2 separate regions of the Homo sapiens genome follow, and region 1 is linked to region 2. Evidence: chromatin loops called from intact Hi-C (ENCODE). Cell type or tissue: heart left ventricle. All regions are shown on one strand. Each heading gives the region's core, and the rest is flanking DNA. Links, peaks and the distances in the headings are about the cores only. Region 1 has its middle 19 kb from the start of CCNJL. Region 2 holds the start of FABP6-AS1 (FABP6 antisense RNA 1).

The links. Hi-C counts contacts between places; a loop is a spot of excess contacts. Peaks named below come from ENCODE experiments on the same cell type or tissue, not always from the same donor. Only the 100,000 strongest peaks of a DNase experiment are listed, where the experiment ranks them.
Region 1: it touches region 2 in a loop (2.0-fold over the local background); 8 of 110 quality-filtered maps call a loop at or near these places.

The regions. Positions count from the first base shown.
Region 1 is chr5:160,326,231-160,337,434 of GRCh38, reverse strand. It overlaps a transcript of CCNJL not described here and the pseudogene SNRPEP1. Among named protein-coding and RNA genes, the nearest start is that of CCNJL, 19 kb to the right of the region's middle. In heart left ventricle, for the core only: no CTCF peak of the experiment used is centred there; no DNase peak of the experiment used is centred there.
Region 2 is chr5:160,206,787-160,217,990 of GRCh38, reverse strand. It overlaps FABP6-AS1 (FABP6 antisense RNA 1), which reads left to right and starts at 7,921. Exons shown (of 4, transcript XR_941148.3): 1 at 7,921-8,014. It also overlaps a transcript of FABP6 not described here. In heart left ventricle, for the core only: no CTCF peak of the experiment used is centred there; no DNase peak of the experiment used is centred there.

The DNA of each region.
Region 1 (11,204 bases), core at 1,399-9,398, 120 kb before region 2:
GCGCGATGAAGTCTGGTTTCAATTATAACAGCATTCCTCCAGCTACTATTTGAGAATAGACTGTGAGGGGCAATGACAAAAGAGGGAGACAGGAGATTAGTTTAATAATCCCAGCAGCCAAGTTCGGTGGCTTACACCTGTAATCCCAGCACTTTGGGAGGCGAGGCGAGACAGAAGGATCTTTTCAGCCCAGGAGTTCAAGACCAGCCTGGGCAACATGGTGAAAACCTGTCTCTACACCCTAAAAAAAAAAAAAATCAAAAATTTGCCGGGCATGGTGGTACGTGCCTGTAGCCCCAGCTACTCAGAAGGCTGAGGTGGGAGGATTGCTTGAGCCCAGGAGGCAGAGGCTGCAGTAGTCCATGATCGTGCCACTGCTCTCCAAGCTGGGCAACAGAGCTAGACCCTGTCAAAAAAAAAAAAAAAAAAAAGAAAGAAAAAGAAAGAAGGAAGGAAGGGAGGGAGGGAGGAAAAAAAAAATCCCAGCAAGGGATGATGGGAGCTTGGCCCCAAGTGGTTGCAGGAAAGAGGTAAGAAACGATGTAATTTTGGCCGTCTTTGGAGATAGAGCCAACAGGTTTCACTGAGTATTTGGATGTGGCCTGTGACGGAAAGTGAAGGGTCAACACTGACATAAAGGTTTTTGCCTGAGCAACTTTAAGGCTGGAATTGCCCTTCACCAGGATGGGAAACACTGCTCCTGGGAGGAGTGGGAGGAGCAGGCTCTGTGGATGGGAGCAGGAGGTGAGTAAATAGAGTTTGTTTTGAGAAACATTGTGTCAGAGATGTCTATAAAACATCTGTGTAAGTTTCCTAGAGCTGCCATAACAGATTACCACAAACTGTGGCTTAAAACAACAGAAATGGATTCTCCCACAGTTCTGGAACCCAGAGTCTGACATCTACATGTCAGCAGCAGGGCCGCGCTTACTCTGAAGGATCTTGGTTGGATTCTGTTCCTTGCCTCTTCCAGCTTCTGGTGGCCATCAGCATTCCTTGACTTGCAGCTGCATTGCTGCAGTCTCTGCCTCCTTGGTCACACAGCCTTCTCCTCTTCTGAGTGGTTCTCCTCTCTTTGTGTCTTATAAGAACACTTCTATTTGACTTAGGGACCCTCTTAGAGATCTTCTCACCTCAAGACCCTTAATTACATCTGCAAAGACCCTTTTTCCAAATAAGGCCACATTCACAGGTTCCAGACATTTGATGTAGACATATTCTTTTGAGGACTGTCATCAACAACTAAGTTGAGATGGCAAATGGGTAGTTGAATGTATGAGTCTGGAGTTCAGAGAAGAGTTCTGGACTGACGATATAAATTTAGAAGTCCTCAGTCTATAGATGGCTTTTAAGCCATGGTTCTAGAGAGATCACAAGGGGGAAGAATTCAAATAAAGAAGGGGAGAGTCTGAAGACTGAGTCCTGGGACACTCTGGTATTTGGATTGTGGACGATGAGGAGGACTGAAAAGTAAGTGGTTGCTACAGAGCTAGAAGAGAATCAAGAGACTGTGATGCTGGAAACCAAAGATACTGTTAAAAAGAGCAAGGGGTCTGGGTGTAGTGTCTCATGCCTGTAATTCTAGCACTTTGGGAAGCTGAAGCGGGAGGATCACTTGAAGCCAGGAATTTGAGAATGGCTTGGACAACAAAGCAAAACATTGTTTCTACAAAAAAAAAAAAAAATTTCAAAAAAAAAAATTAGACATGATGGCATTTGTCTATAGTCCCAGCTATCTGAGAGGCTGAGGCAGGAGGATCTCTTGAGCCCAGGAGTTCAAAGGCTGCAGCGAGCTATGATCACGCCACTGCACTCCAGCTTGGGCAACAGAGACCCCATCTCAAAAAAAAGAGAAAGAAAGAAAGACGAAGGAATGATCAACCATATCAGATGATGCAGACTAAGTGTTGACCATTGGCTTTAGCAAGATGGAGATCAGAGACCTTGAAAGAGCATTTTGGGTGGAGGAATGGAGGCAAAACATGCCCAGGCAAGAGACAATAGGAAGCTGTACTCTAGCAACTTTCTTGTGGATTCTTTGGGATTTTCTGTATATAAAAATATATAAATTCTATATATCCAGGTACATAAAAATATAGATATATAAATAGATCATAAACTATATAGTCTACATTATATATAAACAGATATATTAAAATGTAATTTTTCTTTTAGATGGAGTCTCGCTCTCTTGCCCAGGCTGGAGTACAGTGGCATGATCTCTGCTCACTGCAACCTCTGCCTGCCAGGTTCAAGTGATTCTCCTGCCTCAGCCTCCCCAGTAGCTGGGATTACAGGCGCATGCCACCACACCTGACTAATTGCTGTATTTTTAGTAGAGATGGGATTTCACCATGTTGGCCAGGCTGGTCTCAAACTTCTGACCTCAAGTGATCTGCCCACCTTGGCCTCCCAAAGTACTGGGATTAGAGGCATGAGCCACTGTGCCCGGCCAAAATGTATAATCTATATATAAAACATTAGGACACAGTCGTGATGGTTGCACAACAGTGTGAATGTAATTAATGTCACTGAACTGTACAGCAGCACCGCCTGGGCAGTTGTTGGAAAGGCTCATCATCAGCCCACATTTTCTTGTCATGGATTTGGAAGCCCAGAGAATGGGGTCCAGCCATCTGTTCTTAACAAACCCTCCAGGTGGATCTGATGCCAGGTCTCATGTGAGAAGGCTGGCCAAAGGAATTGTGGGAGAAATGCTCGACAACAGCGGTGTGTGAAGTTCATGGATCCCGAGAGGCCAGTGTAGTGGTCCTGAGTATCAATTCTGGGGCTGAATTGCCGGTTCTGTTCTAATTCCTCCACCCAGCTGTGTGATCTTGGACAAGTCTCTTAACCTTTCTGTGCTTCAGTTTTCTCATCTTGAAATGAGGATGATAATAGTAGTATCTCATAAGGTTGTCGTGAGGATTAAATGACTTACTGTATGTCAGGCACCTATAATGGTACCTTGCCCATGGAGAGCACTATGAGAATAGCTATTGTGATTGATTTAAAGTGAGGCCATCGGCATGGATTTGTATCATTTTATTGTGCCCTCTGGTTGCGCAGGTGCTGAGTAGGTGGAATGTTGCCTTTGATAAGGGCTGGGTTTTTGCTGGGTAAAAATCATGAATCGAGAGTAGGCAGCCTAGTGGAGATTGTGTACAACCAAAGGATTTAATGGTGAGCCATGGAATCTGCACTGTGTGTAGCACGGGCATGACAGCGGTGGGCGAGGCAGTGAAAAGGTGGAGGGATCAATGGATGGAGGACCCAATGGAGTAGGGTGGTTGCTGAAGTTGGGGTGCCTGAGGGGTGAGCTGGCAAGACAGTGTTGTTGGTCACAGCATGCGATTCCTGAAATGGATGGTTTGCAATTATCAGTAACAACAGAGTCTGAGTTTTGGCCACAGAGTAAGTGGCTGAGTTAGGGTGGAGAATACGATTGTTGGATAGGACTTTAAGGAACTGAAAAACCTGGGTCTTGGATGAATCATCTACCAAGACAGCAAAATCACCAAGAATTCTGATGAAGCAATGTTGGAATTGCAACAGCAAGGCACCAACTCAGCTCTTCTAGGAGTGAGGGGAAAACCCTGGGGGTCCACAGGATACAGGGGCAAGATGGACTAGTCTGATGATGTGAATTGCTAAGCAAGGGGGCGTAGAGAAGGGAAGGAGAGTGGCTTGGGTGTGGTGATGGGGAGCAGGGGTCACCACCTTCCGCTTGGTCCTCTTGGTACAAGGGGAGAGGGACAGAAAACAACTCCACCTAAGGGGATTATAGTGGAAGCTTGTTCTCTTAGCTAGAGGGAAAATAGAAAGGGATTTTTTTTTTTTTTTGGAGACAGGGTCTCACTCTGTTACCCAGGCTGGAGTGCAGTGGTGTGATCATGGGTGACTGCAGCCTTGACCTCCTAGGCTCAAACAATCCTTCTACCTCAGCCTTCTGAGTAGCTGGGACTACAGGTGCACACTGCCATGCCTGGCTACTTTTTAAAAAAATTTTTGGGCTGGGCACGGTGGCTCATGCCTGTAATCCCAGCACTTTGGGAGGCTGAAGTGGGCAGATAACGAGGTCAGGAGATCAAGACCATCCAGGCTAACACGGTGAAACCCCATCTCTACTAAAATATACAAAAAAATTAGCCGGGCGTGGTGGCGGGTGCCTGTAGTCCTAGCTACTCGGGAGGCGGAGGCAGGAGAATGGCGTGAACCTGGGAGGCGGAGCTTGCAATGAGCCGAGAGCGTGCCACTGCACTCCAGCCTGGGCGACAGAGCGAGACTCCATCTCAAAAAAAAAAAAAAAATTTGTAGAGACTGGGTAGTCATATGTTGGCCAGGCCAGTCTCAAACTCCTGAGCTCAAGCAATCCTGCTGTTTTGGCATCCCAAAGTGCTGGGATTACAGATGTGAGCCACCATGCCCAGCGGAGGAAGAGAATCGTTGATGAGGTTGATGGTCTTAATTCACTGATCCACTTCTATGCCTGGCACTCAGCTGGGCACTGCGATGGAGAAGAAAAGTGTAAGATATTTCTGCCATCATGGACTTTATGCTCCACCCAGGAGACAGAGAGTAAACAAGATTTTAAAAGCCAAATATGTAGTCTATTAGATAGTGCTAAGGACTAGGAGAAAAAAAAAAGCAGAGAAGACATATGGAAGGGTCAGTAGTTGAAACTATAATAGGTGGCTGGGAAAAGCCCCCCTGCTAAGATGACATGGAGTAAAAACTTGAAGGATATTGGAGAGCTGGCTGTACAGATATGTGGGGCTGGGAAGAACGGCAAGTGTGGAGGCCCTGAGGTGGGAGCATGCCCAGAATGTCTGAGGACAAGCAAGAGGCCAGTGTGGTGGGAGCAGGTGGACAGGGTGGGGACCGTGGGAGAAGATGAGGTCAGACAGGTTAACAAAGGTGTAGGCAGATCACACAGGGCCCTGTAGGTATAGGCCTTTACTCTGAGTGAGATGAAGAATCACTGAGGGGTTTTGGGCAAAGGAAGAATGTGAATTGCATTTTGATGGAGTCATTCTGGCTGGGCAAAGTTGGGGAGAGGGGCAAGGGCAGATGTAAGGCGACTGGTTAGGGAGCTTTTGCCACTATCCAGTGGAGAGTTGGTGGCAGCTTGGACCAGGGAAGTCGTGGGGCCTGGTTTTAAGGCCAGATGGCCAGTGTGTCCTCAATAAAAGAAAGCAGGCAGCATGTGTGGGTACAGGTGCAGTAAGAGGAGGCAGAGGTGTGGTGTGGGAGCTTGTGGAAGTTCCTCTGATTTTTCCTATGTTCTTAGTGTATAAGGAAGCTAGCTGAATGTGAGGAGGGGTGAGGAAGTATTAGACGTCAGCAGGGAGAAGAGATGGCATGAAATATTCATCTTGGAGAGAGGGAGGGGAAACAGATTCTAGCAATGGTATATACTGGGGCCCATGCATCAGACTCACCAGAGGCTTGGTTAAAGTAGAGTGCTGGGCCCACCCCCAGAGTATTATGATTGAGTAGCTCTGACATGGGGTCTGAGAATTTGCATTTCTAACAAGTTCCCAGATGATGCTGATGCTGCTGGTTCAGGGACCATCCTTGAGACCCACCAGACAAGAGAAATATAGTAGGCTTGCTCAGCCAAATGGAAAACCCATTTGTGCTTAATGATGGTGACTTTACTGGAAGGCCATTAGTATGGCTGTGTTTCTGTCCCATCACGGTCAGTGCACAGGATCTGGTGCAGAACAGGCAGCTGTATTGAACCTGGGTTGAAGGTTGACCAAGTGGATGCTGCAAGTTATGAGAAAGTCAAGAGGGTTAAGGGTAGATGCAAATGATTGATTCCACTGATTGACTTTGGAATGGAATCTGGAAAAGGTGAGAAGAGAGGAGGTGAGACAGCAGAGAGGAGATAAGATCCAGGGCTTCGGGCTGGGCACGGTGGCTCACGCCTGTAATCCCAGGACTTTGGGAGGCTGAGGCAGGCGGATCACGAGGTCAGGAGATGAAGACCATCCTGGCTAACACAGTGAAACCCTGTCCCTACTAAAAATACAAAAAAATTAGCCGGGCGTGGTGGTGGGCACCTGTAGTCCCAGCTACTTGGGAGGCTGAGGCAGGAGAATGGTGTGAACCCGGGAGGCAGAGCTTGCAGTGAGCCAAGATCACGCCACCGCACTCCAGCCTGGGCGACAGAGCAAGACTCCATCTCACAAAAAAAAAAAAAAAAAGAAAGAAAGAAAGAAAAGAAAAGATTCAGGGCTTCAAGGATAACTGGGGTCTGGGTCCTAGTGAGGGTGAGCTGGAAAGATGGCAAGTGATAAGTGGTGAGTGGTCGAGGAGTTATTGGACGCTGAGACCATGGATGGTGCAAGACCATCACAAGGAACAGCTGAGGTGAGATGGAAGACAGGGGATTAGAGGACAGGGGATCAGAGTCTCAGAAGGTCCATCTATCTGTTTGGATATTGAAAACACTGAGAATTAAGACAGGAGCAGTGGGCCGGGCACAGTGGCTCACGCCTATAATCCCAGCACTTTGGGAGGCCAAGGTGGGCAGATCAGAGTTCGAGACTAGCCCGGCCAACATGGTGAAACCCCATTTCTACTAAAAATACAAAAATTAGCCAGGCATGATGGCGCATGCCTGTAATCCCAGCTACTTGGGAGGCTGAGGCAGGAGAACTGCTTGAACCCAGGAGGAGGAGGTTGCAGTTAGCCGAGACCGCACCACTGCACTCCAGCCTGGGTAACAGAGGGAGACTCTGTCTCAAAAAAAAAAAGAAAAGAAAAGACAGGAGCAGTGTTAGAGAGAGTGATCATGAGCCAGGAGCTAAAATCCTCAAGCAATCAGGGGTGACCTGGTGGCCAGGAGGTGCACTTTGAAGACATGAGGTTTAAAGCCTGAAGGTTTTACAGGAACAATGATGGAGAAGAGAATGGCAGTGACAAGGGGGAGCCGAGAGGAGAGAGGAGCCCACGACACCTTTAGGCCCATGGTGCGGAGGCGGCAGGAAGTGAACACAGCCACCACTTAAGGCAGCTGAGCTCTCAGGGAGAGCCAGGGTCTGTTCCATCTGTGGTTCTTGACCCAGCCACAAATTAGAAACACCTGGGGAATTTTGAGAACATGCCAATACCTGGATGCCACAATCTGAAATTTTATTTTATTGGTCTGGTGAGGAGCCTGGACTTCAGGATGTTTTTAAGCCCTTGAGGTGATATGAATGTGCAGCCCAGGAATGAGAGTAAGAAGATCAAGGGGACCCTGAGAGATTTGGACCAGGGTCCAGAACAGAGTGGCAGGTTTCAGGAGACAGGGTCAGAATTGGGGACAATGGCAAGGCGGGACATGAGGATTCAAATCTGAAGGAGCAAGGGGAGACCTGAGCTTCTATAGTAACAGACATGAAGAAGGCTCAGGTGCCTCACTGTGGTCTCAAGGCAGGTCATGGTGATGAGTCTGTGTTGGAAAGAGGCAGGGGTGGGGGTCTTGCCAGGAGCAAAGAGAGGGTGGTGGTCTCTCCATAACCACAGTGGTGATGTGGAGGACAGCGGACGGGTGTCCTAACAATACCTGTCTCAAAGAATGAAATGTCAACAAATTGAGTTTCAAAGATTTAATTGGCTTTTATTAGCAATTCATGAATTGGACAGATCCCATCTGCAAAATAGAAAGGTGTTCCAATGAGCTGAGCAGAGGTGGTGGGCTTTATAGGCAGAAAAAGGCTGAAGAAAGTAGAAACAAGGATCAAAAAGCAGATGGGTCATTTCCAAGTTACTTTCCTTAGAGGGTTAAAGAAGAGGCCGGGCGTAGTGGCTCACACCTGTAATCCCAGCACTTTGGGAGGCCAAGGTGGGTGGGTCATGAGGTCAGGAGATCGAGATCATCCTGGCTAACACGGTGAAACCCCATCTCTACTAAAAATACAAAAAATTAGCCGGCGTGGTGGTGGGCGCCTGTAGTGCCAGCTACTCTGGAGTCTGAGGCGGGAGAATGGCATGAACCCGGGAGGTGGAGCTTGCAGTGAGCCGAGATCATGCCGCTGCACTCCAGCTTGGGCAACAGAGCGAGACTCTGTCTCAAAAAAAAAAAAAAAAAAGAAGACTTCCTTATCATACTGGCTCAGGTTGATGAGCCCCTTTGGGTTGGTTGCTGTGAATCTCTTGTTTTTCAAGAAACTCTCCTGTTTCTAAGTTTAGTTTGACTACATAGCACCTAGCATGAGGGACTCCATTCTGGTTTGATCTGGTCTGCTGGGGCCTAGTATAGGGGCTCAGTCCAAAACAATGTTTTTTTGTCTCATAAATTGTTTTTAACACCTGGACCTCCAGGACTGTGGCTTGGCTCCTAGCTTCCTCTTCCCTTTACCTCCATGTCGGATTCCTCAGCCAAGGCATGGGTTCCAGTGAGGCAGGGGAGCCTCGTGGTTAGAGTACAGACTGTGGAACCAGATGGTCTTGGTTCAAATCTCTGCCCTGGGTAACCTTGGATAAGTTACTCAATCTTTCTGTGCATATAGTAGGGCCTAGTGTGTTGCCATTATTCATTTTTTCTTTTTCTTTTTTTTTTTGAGACAGAGTCTCGCTCTCTTGCCCAGGCTGGAGTGCAGTGGCGTGCTCTTGGCTCACTGCAACCTCCGCCTCCTGGGTTCAAGAGATTCTTCTCCCTCAGCCTCCTGAGTAGCTGGGACTACAGGCACATACCACCACGCACGGCTAATTTTTTTTTTTTTTTGTATTTTTAATAGAGACGGGGTTTCACCATATTGGTCAGGCTGGTCTTGAACTCCTGACCTCGTGATCCCAAAGAGCTGGGATTACAGGAGTAAGCCAATAAGCCCAGTCTTTTTTTTTTTTTAAGAGACAGTATCTTGCTGTGTTGCCCAGGCTGGTCTTGAACTCCTGAGCTCAAACGATCTTACTGCCTTGACCTCCCAAAGTGCTGGGATTACAGGCTTGAGCCACCATGCCCAGTCCGCCATTATTCTTTACAAAACATATCCCAAATCATCTATTTCTCTTCATCCGCGTTATTCCAACACCAGTCCAAGCCACCGGTATCACTTGCCAGGAGTTCTGCAGTAGCCTCCTTAACGGGTGTCCTGTTTCTACTCACTGCCTACTCTAACTCACTCTCATGCTGCAGCCAGGGTGACATTTTGAAACTGAAGATTAATCCCTGTTCCTCCTGTGTTTAAAATCTTCCCATGACTTCTCATCCATGGCATTTAGAATAAAGTCCCAAATCAGTATACCTGGGTTACAGGAAAGTCCCTCACAATCTGGCCTTCCTCTTCACCTCATTTCCTCAGCCACTAAATTCCAGGTTCGCTGCCCTTTCTCTTCTTTAACATGCCACGCGCACTCCTGCGTGAGCCTCTGTACCAGCTGTTCCCTCTGCAGAGTATTCATCCTCTAGCCGGGGCATGGCTGGATTCCTCCTGTCACTCAGCTCTCAATGGAGGCATTCCATGGCCCCAGTGTCAGGGGGTGTCTGATCACTCACTTTGTTCACACCTGTTTTCATTCTCTGCATGGCACTTACTACTTTTTTGTATTGTTTTTTTGTTTTTGTTTGTTTACAATTTGTTCTTCTTTGGATTTCCTCCAAAGCCGACACTGAAACAGGTTTGGATACAGATAGTTTATTTGGATAATGTTGCCAGAAAGCAGGGAAGGTGAGACAGGAAAAGTGCAAAGTCAATGTGAGGGTGTTACTAGCGTCTCTCCTTACTCTGGAGCTTTATCCTGCCAGGACCTCTGACAAGGGTCATACAGAATGCCTCCCAGAGTTGTTCTTCTGAAGGACGGGGGCCATATCCTCTATCGCCAACTCCTGGCCCACCTTGTTGGGGGCTGCCTCTGGGCATTAATTCCTCCCTTCCAGGTTGTGCTTGCCTGAGAGCCAAACTGGTTCCAGCTACATCGCTGCATTGGAGAAGGCTTTGGCAGCCAGAGAAGAGTCAAAGCTTTCCCCTATGGCTGTGGCTGAACTCAGTGGTGGCCCAAGTGGCTGTGCAACAGGTATCAGTGGTGTCTGCTGCCTGCTCCATTTCCCCCAACATCTTCCTAAGTTAAGCTCTTCCTAAGTGGAAATGTGGCTGTTTTGCTCACTGATGCTCCCAAGAGCCTAGCACAGTGCCTGACACAAAGTAGCTATCACTAAATATTAGTTGAATGGACTCCTTTCATCAATCCAAGGGTAGGCACTGCTGTTATCCTCATTATATTCAGACGAGGAAACAAAGACTCACCCAGCTCACATAGGTGGCACAGCTGGAGTATGAGTCCAGGCAATCTGACTTTAGACTTTGAGCTTTTTTTTTTTTTAAATACAAACAATCCCATAGCATTTATTGCCATCTTGTAATAACATAAGGGTAATCAAAACAATACGAATAAATGTTCATATTGGACAAAAAACATCTAAAAACAAACTGTATCCATCTCAACAATTTCTCACTTCATTGTTCATTTCTAGTTGGAGAAACTTCGTAGCAGAGTAATATTATGTCCTTTTAGCATGATCCGACTCGGTCGTATTCATGACTTTGTTTTAGAATGAATCTCTTCTGTATCATCTAATACAAGGTTCATATACTCATCAAAACTAATGATACAGCCTTCTATCCGCATATTCACTTGCTCATAGAGCCACACCTGAATCTGCGATCTATTTTGTAAGTTTATCTGAAGATGAGATTGATGGGCTGCACCATAACCTTCTGCACTTTCTGGCCCTGGCCATGGTATGCCATGGTGGAATTTCACAAAGAGCACACCCACCCGCTGATTTCAAGCTTTTAACTCTAAGAACCTACTTTATCAGTAGCTATAGTTACTGAGGACTATGATTAGAGTTGATCATTTAATTTATATTGGCAGTGTAATCGTTTTGAATATTTATTTTAGAGATTGCCTTGCCTTTATGGCATAATGGCTTTTTTTTTTTTTTTTTTTTTTTGGAGACAGAGTCTAGCTCTGTCGCCCAGGCTGGAATGCAGTTGGAATGCAGTGGTACAATCTTTGCTCACTGCAAACTTCACCTCCCGGGTTCAAGCGATTGTCCTGCCTCAGCCACCCAAGTAGCTAGGGTTACAGATGCGTGCCACCATGCCTGGCTAATTTTTGTATTTTTAGTAGAGACAGGGTTTCACCATATTGGCCAGGCTGGTCTCAAACTCCTGACCTCAGGTGATCCGCCTGCCTCAGCCTCCTAA
Region 2 (11,204 bases), core at 2,053-10,052:
CTACCTCCTGGGTGACAGAGCAAGACTTGACTCTAAAATAAATAAATAGGCCAGGCACAGAGGCTCATGCCTGTAATCCCTCCTCTTTGGGAGCCTGAGGTGGGAGATTTGCTTGAGCCCAGGAGTTTGAGATGAGCCTGGGCAACATAGGGAGACCCCATCTCTACAAAAAATAAAATAAAGTAAATCAACTGGGCATGGTGGCATGTGTCTGTAGTCCCAGCTAGTCAGGAGACTGAGGTGGGAAGATCACTTGAGCGTAGGAGTGGAAGGCTACAGTGAGCCATGATCATGCCGCTGCACTGCAGCTTGGGCAACAGAGAGAGATTCTGTCCAAAAATAATAATAATAATAAAATAAATAAATAAATAAGATAAAATAAAATAAATAAATGAGTTCATTTTTGTAAAGTACTTTTCGCAGCACCTGGCACAGAGTATATAAGAGTGTGTTAAGTGAGTGTGTTAAGTAACTGTTGGGGCAGGCTGGCCGTGCAGCTTCCACGATGCTCTGTCCAATTCCCAGCTTTGCAGTGTTAATCATTTCCCTCATCTCCAAGTGTCAGATGTACTAGCATTCAGCCCTTCTTCTTGTCTTTTCTCTGAGCCCTCATTCCCTTGGTGATTTCATCCAGCCAATAGCTTTAAATATCATCTTTTGCTGATGACTCTAATTTTTTTCCTCCATCTCAGATCTCTACTCTGAACTTAGTATATCCAACTGCCTGCCTAACAGCTCCACTCTATGCCTTATGCCATTTCTAACTGACATCCAAAAGTCCTGTTCTGCCCTCAACAAAACTTGCTGCCCCCATGGAGCATCTCAGTTGATGGAAAATACTGAGAGCCAAGATCTAACATGGACCTGCAATGCGCCAAGTCCTGTGCTAAATGCTTTACATAAATTATCATCCTATCCTCCCAACCAGTCTTGTATGTCAGTCCTGATATTACCCCCATCATGTAGATGAGGAAACAGAGGCTCAGAAATAACATGTCCAGGTGGTAAGCGGAGGAGGATGTCTGGCTACAGGTCCTGCACTCTTGTCCACTAACTAAAAGGAACAATTTGATTACATGTAGCCTTCAGAACCAATCAGGGTCTTGGAGACTGATTGCTCCTTTGGTACTTAGTGAATGACCCCAAAGCACCAGACAACCATGCTAAGCACTCAACACATGGCATCTCTGTTAATCCATGCAACAAACTTCTGAGAGGGCTGTAATAATCCCTACTTACAGAAAAGAAAGTCTAAGTTCAGAAAGGTTAGGTGACTTGTCCAAGGTTACACAACCAGTCATTGATTAAGTTTGGATAGGAATTCAGTTTTTTCTGAACTAAGTGGTGCTTGCTACCACCATGCATCCTGCTGGCTGTCTGATCCAGCAGTGGAATGCCAGTCTGTTAAGTTACAATGAGGGCCAGGCAGGCACGGTGGCTCATGCCTGTAATCCCAGCATTTTGGGAGGCTGAGGTGGGTGGATCATCCGAGGTCAGGAGTTCGAGACCAACCTGGCCAACATGGTGAAACCCCATCTCTACTAAAAATACAAAAATTAGCCAGGCATGGTGGCACGTGCCTGTAATCCCAGCTACTCAGGAGGCTGAGGCAGGAGAATTACTTGAGCCCAGGAGGCAAAGGTTGCAGTGAGCTGAGATTGTGTCACTGCACTCCAGCCTGGGTGACAGAGTGAGACTTGGTCTCAAAAAAAAAAAAAAATTACAATGAGAACTGTAAGTCATATATTCATCATTTCATTCACTCAATAAGTACTTACTAGCACAAGGCTATGTGTTAGGGGATGGAGATACACAGCAGAAGACAAAATTGTCTCACCCCATTGAATGAAGCTTCCAGCTTCGCAGCTCATCAATTTTCCCCAGTTCATCCCCTACTCAGCCTCATCTGCTTTCCTATCCAGCCCATGGATGTATCCCTACTCTGCCAGGACCCTCAATGTCCTTCCGCCACATTGGCTTCCCAGGCCCCATCCTTACACACAAGAAAGCATTTGTCCTTCTACCTCCCATCTGCAGGACTTACACCTGCAGCCAGAAGAAGTGGCGCAACTGGGGAGGAGGGTAACACCACCTCAAGTTCATGACCCTCCCTCAGCAGGGCTTTGGGATACTCACTGGTTCTTTCCTCTCCTTGTTGGATGAATCCCACCCCATTCCTCACAACAGCAGCTGGTTTGAAATAACCTTTACCTTCTTATCAAGTCTCTTACAAAATTCCCACCACCTCCACTTCCCCAGTTCTAATTCCTCATGCCTTTACTTCTTTTTTTCTTTTTTTTTTTTTGACAAGGTCTTGCTCTGTCACCCAAACTGGAGTACAGTGGCAAAATCATGGCTCATTGCCACCTCAACCTCCTGGGCTCAGGCAATCCTTCTGCCTCAGTCTCCCAAAGTTTTGGGATTACAAGTGTGAGCCACCATGCCTGGCCACCGTCACCTTTTTTTTTTTTTTCTCTGAGACAGAGTTTCACTCTTTTTACCCAGGCTGGAGTGCAGTGGCATGATCTCGGCTCACTGCAACCTCTGCCTCAAGGGTTCAAGTGATTCTCCTGCCTCAGCCTCCCTAGTAGCTGGGATTACAGGCACCTGCCAACACACCCGGCTAATTTTGTATTTTTAGTAAAGACGGGGTTTCACCATGTTGGTCAGGCTGGTCTCGAACTCCTGACCTCAGGTGATCCGCCCACCTTGTCCTCCCAAAGTGCCGGGATTACAGGTGTGAGCCACTGCGCCTAGCCCACCATCACTTTTAATGGCCATATTGTAATCCATTGTACAGACATATCACAACTTACTCAGCCATTCTCCTTTTGTTGGACAGTGAGGTTAGGAAAATAAAATTGTATACATCAATAGGAAACACCACAACATGGGGAAAACAAAAACAATAGCATTATTCAAAACTATGTGTTAACATGAACAGTGTTATTTGAGGCAACTGGAATACAGCTGAAGTTCCACTGGATGGCCATGGGTCATAAACTAGTGGAGGATAGTGACCTCTGAGATGGTGACCAGGGACAAGCTGGGAAGTTCTGCAGGGCAGCCACCTCACTAGGAACAGTATCTGCCAGACAGGGAAAACCTTTATTTTCTGCTTCTGTTTTGTGTCTCTGCCTGTTCCACAACCCACTTTTGAGTTGAGTTGATGGGATTTCTTTCTTTCTTTCTTTCTTTTTATAGAGACAGGGTCTCCCTATGTTGCCCATGCTGGTCGTGAACTCCTGGGCTCAAGTGATCCTCCTGCCTCAGCCTCCCAAAGAGTTGGGATTACAGACATAAGACACTGCACCTGGCCAGTTGATGAAATTTCTGACTGTTGTAGACAAGGTCCTTTGAGTCACAAGTCAAGAAATCCACTTGAGGCCAGGCATGGTGGCTCATGCCAGCCACATTGGGTGGCTGAGACAGGAGGATCACTTGAGTCCAGAAGTTCGAGACCAGCATGGGCAACACAGGGAGACCCCGTCTCTACAAAATTAAAAAGAAAACGAAATCCACTTGAGGCCAGGTGTGGTGACATACATCTGTAATCCCAGCACTTTGGGAGGCTGAGGTGAGAGGACTGCTTGAGGCCAAGAGTGCAAGACCAGCCTGAGCAACATAGCAAGACTGTGTCTCTACAAAAAATTTAAAAAATTAACCAGGCATGGTGGCACGTGCCTGTAATCCCAGCTAATAGGGAGGCTGAGGCTGGAGGATCACTTGAGCCTAGGAGTTCAAGGCTGCTATGAGTTATGATTACATCACTGCACTTCAGCCTGGGTGACAGAATGAGACCCTGTAATAAAAATTATAAGAGAGAAGAAGGAAAGAAAGAAAGAAAGAAAGAAAGAAAGAAAGAAAGAAAGAAAGAAAGAAAGAAAGAAAGAAAGAAAGAGAAAGGCAGGCAAAACCTACTTGAGCTAGCTTAGGTTAAAAAATAAAAAAGGTGATTTATAAAGTTGAACCATCAGCATGTATAACTGCTGATATTTGACCTTTTTGACCTATAAAAACAACAATTTCAGATGGTGCAACCTAATATTCTAACAATGCAGAAGGATCTCAAGGAGCCCAGGGATAGGACACAAAGTCTAGGTTCATGAGGAACTAGAACCAGAATCTGAAAAACGTCAGGAACCCTTCCCTCCCTTCTTCTACCCCATACCTTTCCTTTATGTGTCTGTTTCATTCTCTGCAGGTCTCCTTTCCGGCTCACCCATGTGCACGCAGACAACACAGCTCTCAGAACCTGAGTCAGAAGAGAAATAATCTGATTGGCCTATCCTGAGTCAAGTGGGCATCTCTGGTCCAATCAGCTCTGTGCAGGGAGGCAGAGCTCCTCATAGCAGCGCTCTTAATTGCAAGCAATGGAAACTGATTTGAGCAAAAAAGAAATTTATCAAAAGGATATCGACTGGATCACAGACTTTTCAGGCTTGGAAAACAGACAGAGACAGGACAGGACAAACAGCTAGAACCACAGCCACAATCACATCACAGAAATGATTTTGTAAGGATTCTGCTGCCAAAGGCTGGACTGGGCAATTTGCACCCCTATCAAGGGTAGCACTGCATGCGGACCCTGCAGCCACCATTTCCCTGGGCATAGAATATGGCCACCACCACCAGAATGGATTCTCTTGTCCCTGCTTATTTGTATCATGAGCTGCAGAGGCTGAGCCCACCTCATGTCCATGCACCCTCATTGCCATCGGGCGATGGGACAAACGGGACATGAGTACTGGCCTTTTCAGCTTTGTACTAGAAGGTGGGCCCACCTTTCGTTGGGCCCCATGTAGTGGAAAGTTCTCTAAACATAGAAAAGGGTACAGATGCTTGATCCCACCAAAAGCGTCATGTGGTACCAACCATCTCGACCGTGAGGGCCAACTGCTCTGGGTGGACAGTTCTTGAAGAAGGGACTGTGGGCTGGATAGGTGCCCAAAGAGTGTCCGTGACAGTTACCTCTCCCCAAAGATTCTACCCAGCTCATGTGCCTTCTATGAAATCTTTCCTCCTCCCAATCCATCCCATCCTGGCTCTTTTCCACTTAGAACTTGCATAGGAGGGCTGGACGTAGTGGCTCACACCTGTAATCCTAGCACTTTGGGAGGCCGAGGCGGGCAGATCACTTGAGGTCAGCAGTTCAAAACCAGCCTGGCCAACATGCTGAAACCCTGTCTCTACCAAAAATATTTTTAAAATTAGCCAGTTGTGGCCGGGCACGGTGGCTCACACCTGTAATCCCAACACTTTGGGAGGCTGAGGCAGGCGGCTCACAAGGTCAGGAGATCGAGACCAGCCTGGCTAACACGGTGAAACCCTGTCTCTACTAAAAATACAAAAAAATTAGCCAGGCGTGGTGGTGGGTGCCTGTAGTCCCATCTACTCAGGAGGCTGAGGCAGGAGAATGGCGTGAACCTGGGAGGCGGAGCTTGCAGTGAGCGGAGATCGTGCCACTGCAGTCTAACCTGGTTGACAGAGTGAGACTCCGTCTCCAAAAAATAAAAATAAAAATTAGCCAGTTGTAGGGCCAGACGCAGAAGCTCATGCCTGAAATCCCAGCACTTTGGGAGGCTGAGATGGGCAGGTCATGAGGTCAGGAGATGGAGACCAACCTGGCTAACATGGTAAAACCCTGTCTCTAGTAAAAATACAAAAAATTAGCTGGGCATGGTGGCGGGTGCCTGTAGTCCCAGCTACTTGGGAGGCTGAGGCAGGAGAATCGCTTGAACCCAGGAGCCAGAGGTTGCAGTGAGCCGAGATTGTGACACTGCACTCCAGCCTGGGCAACAGAGAGAGACTCCATCTCAAAAAAGAAAAAGAAATTAGCCAGTTGTGTGGTGGCAGGCGCCTGTAATCCCAGCTACTCAGGAAGCTGAGGCAGGAGAATAGCTTGAACCCAGGAGGCGGAGGTTACAGTGAGCTGAGATCACACCATTGCACTACAGCCTGGGCGATAAGAGGGAGACTGCATCTCAAAAAAAAAAAAAAAAAAAAAGAACTTGCATAGGAAGGCACAGGATGAAATTGTTGTTGTTGTTTTTCTATCTGAGATATAAGCAGCTGGAAGGCAGGAAGCCTGCCTTATGTTTCTGTTTGGCCTGTGCAGGGCAGGGCCTATAACTGTGCAGTGTCTATACCTGGGCCTTTACATACTTGTTGGTCGGCTCAGGCATCAGCCAAAGCTCTTACAGATCTAAGTAGCAGACACGGACTCTTGGTGACAAACCAAAAAATAAAATTTTTGGAAACGTATGGAGTAACTCATAGAAAGGATGAAAAAGCTCCACCACCAGGCCTCCAGATAGCACATAGCACCAGGAAGCAAGAAGGAAGGGACAGTCCCTGGGGCACTGCCAACCCATTGATTACCTTCAACAATCCTTCATCCTTATAGTACTGCACTCATGACTCAAAGTCCCAGCTTGGACAGTTACAGGCTCTGTCACTTGGACAAGTCACTTAACCTCTGTACTGGGGTGTCCTCGTTGACAGAATAGAGCTAAAAATAAAGCCCACTTCCTTAACTGGCAATGGGAGGGTTGGATGCTCAGTACATGAAGATCCTTAGAAAGGGGGCCAGCACCTAGCAAGCACTTCATAAATATCAGCTACTAAAAAATACCAGGAGAGAAAGCCCAATGGGCTCAGCCGAGGACATGTATTCCCTCTGGGGGTGGGTGAGGCCAGTGGAGGCTCTTAACTGACAGTCCCACAGAGACCCACATGCAGCAGTATCTTCAAGGAGCAGCTCTCCAAGAAACACAGAAGTACACTGACAGAAGAAGGGGGAAAGGATACTGGGCAGGCAAGAACATAAGTGCCCATGATGACTTCTCAGCTCCCCAGGACAGAAAAAGGGTCCGACTCCAACATCTACAGGTTTGATCTAGGGCAGTGGCTGGGAAGAAGGAAGAAGATTGAGAGGCATGTCTAACAACGTCCAAGCAATCTCCCTACCAAAGCAGCCCATGACCCTTGAAAGATATTGCTTCAGAAGAAAGTCAGATGGCAAAAGGTCGTCCCGCTCCCATGCAATCATTCATTGCCCCCTCTCCTGCCACTGGCAAACCGTGATTAATTCCTGTGGCAGCCGCAGAAATCATTCCTAATGAATTTCTAATGAACTCATTTGGTGTTAATGCGGTGTGTAATTCTGCAGGACACTCGTTGTAATTTAGCCTTATTAAATCTCTAGTTATTGGGAACTACTATTGCTCTAAGCTCATAAGCAGGAGAAAAGTAATTATGCAGAGCAAGCGGTTAAATTATGAAAAGGATTGGACATTCTGAGAAGGCTGAGACGTGGCTGCTCCTGTGTTTTCTCCCTGGGGTGCACTGCTCTACAAAGGTGAGCAGGCTGTGCAGGTCTTCGAGCTGAGGCAAGAATGCCCACCTTGACTTCTGTTCTGCAGTGTTAGAGCTGTGCAGGCTGCCCCTGTGTTCTGGTATTTTTAAGGGCCAACCAAAGGTGGCCTTGTCCCCACATGATCTACCCCACTTGCCCACTGCTTGGGCCTGAATTTCCACCATAGGGATAGATTCCTTCATGTTTGAGGTGCTGTTCCAGGTTGAAAGGTAACTTGTACCACAGTTCAGAGAGCAGTCACTGATAGGTTATCTCATCTGATGATCACAGCTTCTCAATTATTGTCATTAAAACCCTTTGACAGATAAGGAGATTAAAGTTCACAGAGGTGAAGCCACTGGGCTCCCAAGGTCATCACTGGGTGCCAGAACTAGGAACAGAGCCCATATCTCCTGGTAACCAGGTGAATTCTCTTTCCAGCTTACCTGTCATTCATTGCCTGCTGTGTTTTTCATGCATATGTGACTCATGCTTCCACCTAGATCACATGTTTCTTGAGGTCAGAGCCCTTTCTGTGATCTGCTTTACCTGTTTGACTTGCCTTGGTACAGAGAATGGAGCTGCAAGACTCCCCTGGTCAGATCACGTCGGGTCTCCTGAAGACACCAGGAGGATTCTACTGTGCACAGGTTGATTGTATGTCTCCTTTTCCCACTTCTTCCTGAAATTTTCTTATTATACTTTTGATTAAAATGTATGTCTTAGGTTGCTTTCTGTTGCTACAGCTGAATACCTGAGACTGTATATATAGACATAGAAAAGGGCTGGACGCAGTGGCTCATGCCTGTACTCCCAGCACTTTGAGAGGCCAAGGCTGGGGAATCACTTCCGGCCAGGAGTTTAAGACCAGCCTAGGCAACATAGTGAGACCCCCGTCTCTAAAAATAAAAGAAAAGGAAAAAAAGACAAAAAAGACGATGATTTATTGCAGTTTTGGAGACTGGGAAGTCCAAGGTCTAGGGGGCACAACTGGTGAGAGGCTTCTTGCTGGTGGGGACTCTCTGTAGAATACCAAGACGGTACAGAGCATCACATGGCAAGGGGAGCTCACTGAGAGCCAAACTGGCTTTATTTATTTATTTTAATTTTTTGAGACAGGGTCTCACTTTGTCACCCAGGCTGGAGTGCATGGGGCAATCACTGTTCACTGAACCCTCAACCTCCCAGGCTCAAATAATCCTCCTGCCTCAGTCCCCCAAGTAGCTAGGAATACAGGTGTGGGCCACCACACCCGACTAATTTTTGTTTTTTTATTTTTTTGTGGAGAGAGATTTCACCATGTTGCCCAGGCTGGTCTCAAACTCCTGGGCTCAAGTGATTTGCCTGCCTTGGCCTCCCAAGGTTCTGGGATTATAGGCATGAGCCACCACACCAGACCTTTATTTATTTCTGAGAAAGGGTCTTGCTCTGTTGCCCAGATCAGAGTGCAGTGATGCAAAGATGGCTCACTGCAGCCTCAGCCTCTGGAGTAGCTGGGACAACAGGTGTGAGCCACCACACTTGACTAATTCTTTTTTTTTTAGAAATGGGGTCTCCCTGCTGGGTGCAGTGGCTCACGCCTGTAATCGCAGTACTCTGGGAGGCCGAGGCAGGCAAATCACAAGGTCAGGAGTTTGAGACCAGCCTGGCCAACATGGTGAAACCCCGTCCCTACCAAAAATACAAAAAATTAGTTGGGTGTAGTGGCAGGCACCTGAAATCCCACCAACTTGGGAGGCTGAGGCAGGAGAATTGCTTGAATCCGGGAGGCAGAGGTTGCAGTGAGCCGAGATCACACCACTGCACTCCAGCCTGGGCAACAGAGTGAGACTCCCTACAAAAAAAAAAAAAGAAAAGAAAGAAAGAAAAAAAGAAATGGGGTCTCCCTATGTTGGCCAGGTTTGTCTTGCATGCCTGGCCTCAAGCAATGCTCCTGCTTTGGCCTCCCAAAGTTCTGAGATTATAGGCATAAGCCACAGTGCCTGGCTCCCACTCTCATGATAACTAATCCACTCTTATGATAACCCATTAATCCTTTAATTTATTAGTGGATTAATTCATTAATGAGGGCAGAGTCTTCATGATCCTATCACCTCTTGCTATAGTTACATGGGGTAGTAAGCTTCAACATGAGATTGAAGGGGACAAACATTCAAACTATTGCAATGTAGATTCAACTTTTTTCTTTTTTTTTAAGAGACAGCATCTTGTTCTGTCACCCAGGCTGGAATGCAGTGGCATGATTTTAGCTCACAACAGCCTCAAACTCCTGGGCTCAAGCGATCCTCCCACCTCAGCCTCCCAAGTAGCTAGGATGAAAGGCATGCACCACCTCACCTGACTAATTTTTTTTTTTAGACAAACGATCTAGTTATATTGCCCATGATGGCCTTAAACTCCTGGCTTCAAGCAGTCCTCTTGCCTCATCCTTTCAAAGTGCTCAGATTACAGGCATGAGCCATTGAGCCCAGCCTTAAACTTTAAAAATAATTTAAAATCATTTTCTTCTGATGATAAAAGTAACATAAAATTCAGAAAAATGCATAAAATTCAGAAATTTTTTACATAAAATTGAGAAAAAATGCAGAAAAGTCTAAAGAAGATAAAGATGGCCAGGCACGGTAGCTCACTCCTGTAATCCCAGCACTTTGAGAGGCCAAGGCGGGCAGATCACCTGAGGTCAGGATTTTGAGACCAGCCTGGCCAACATGGTGAAACTCCGTCTCTACTAAAAATACAAAAATTAGCTGGGCGTGGTGGCAGGCACCTGTAATCCCAGCTACTGGGGAGGCTGAGGCAGGAGAAGCGCTTGAACCCGGGAGGCGGAGGTTGCAGTGAGCCGAGATCATGCCATCGCACTCCAGCCTGGGGGACAAAAGCGAGACTTCATCTCAAAAAAAAAAAAAAAAAGGAGGTAAAGATGACCTACAGTCCCGTCTCTCATATGTAACTATTGCTTAACAGTTGGTGTGTATTTACTTCCAGACCTTATTATATACACATATAAATATACATACAAACATTTTATCCAAAATGGGAACATACCATATGTACTGTTTTGGAAATACTTTTTATTAAACTTGGAAACATGACATTTTTGAAAGATGATTTACACTGTTGAATAATAAATACAAACTAATTTAGCAAGAATGTCCTTGGTAACTCCTCTCTGTTATAAAAAAGAAACAAAAGAAGGGTAATTTAGAGCAGAAAACCTAAATAACCCCATACAAAAGCCAGAAAGAAAATCTGACTATTGCTACCTTGTCTCCTAAAATGTCTTGGTTATCCATTTAATTTGGGTGTTTGGCATGAAAAAGCTGATGGATGGAAGATGCAGGCCTGGGAGCAAAGTCATGTGACCCTGGGAGTCGGATGAATGGATTGGGCCATGGGAGTTTAGAGGTAAATCTAGGTTCGTGGCCCTTGCCCATTTCCCTACCTCATCTTCTGTCATATCCTCAGTTTCTGCTGCAAACTCATTTCCACTGGAATCCCCTAAACTCACTGTGCTATTTTGCATTTCTTTGCCTTTGCACTTTTCCTTCTACCTAGAATGCCCAGTGGCATAAATGGGAAAAAAATTGACTTTCATGCAACGTCTAACTCAATTATTTGCCTATGAGGAAAACAAAAAGAGCTGTTTGAAGGGCAAAGTAGGTTTTTCTTCTGTATGGACGAAGGTCCTGGGGTAGGTGAGAGTAAGGTTTTTTTCGCCTTTGAAGGTGGAAACACTCTAATCACAGCTTGCCTTGGTGCTGTGTCTAGCATCCATGACCCAGGTGCTGCCGTGCATGTCCAAGCCACCCTGGACTTGACCTCCTCACTCCTCAGTGGTGTTCTGGTC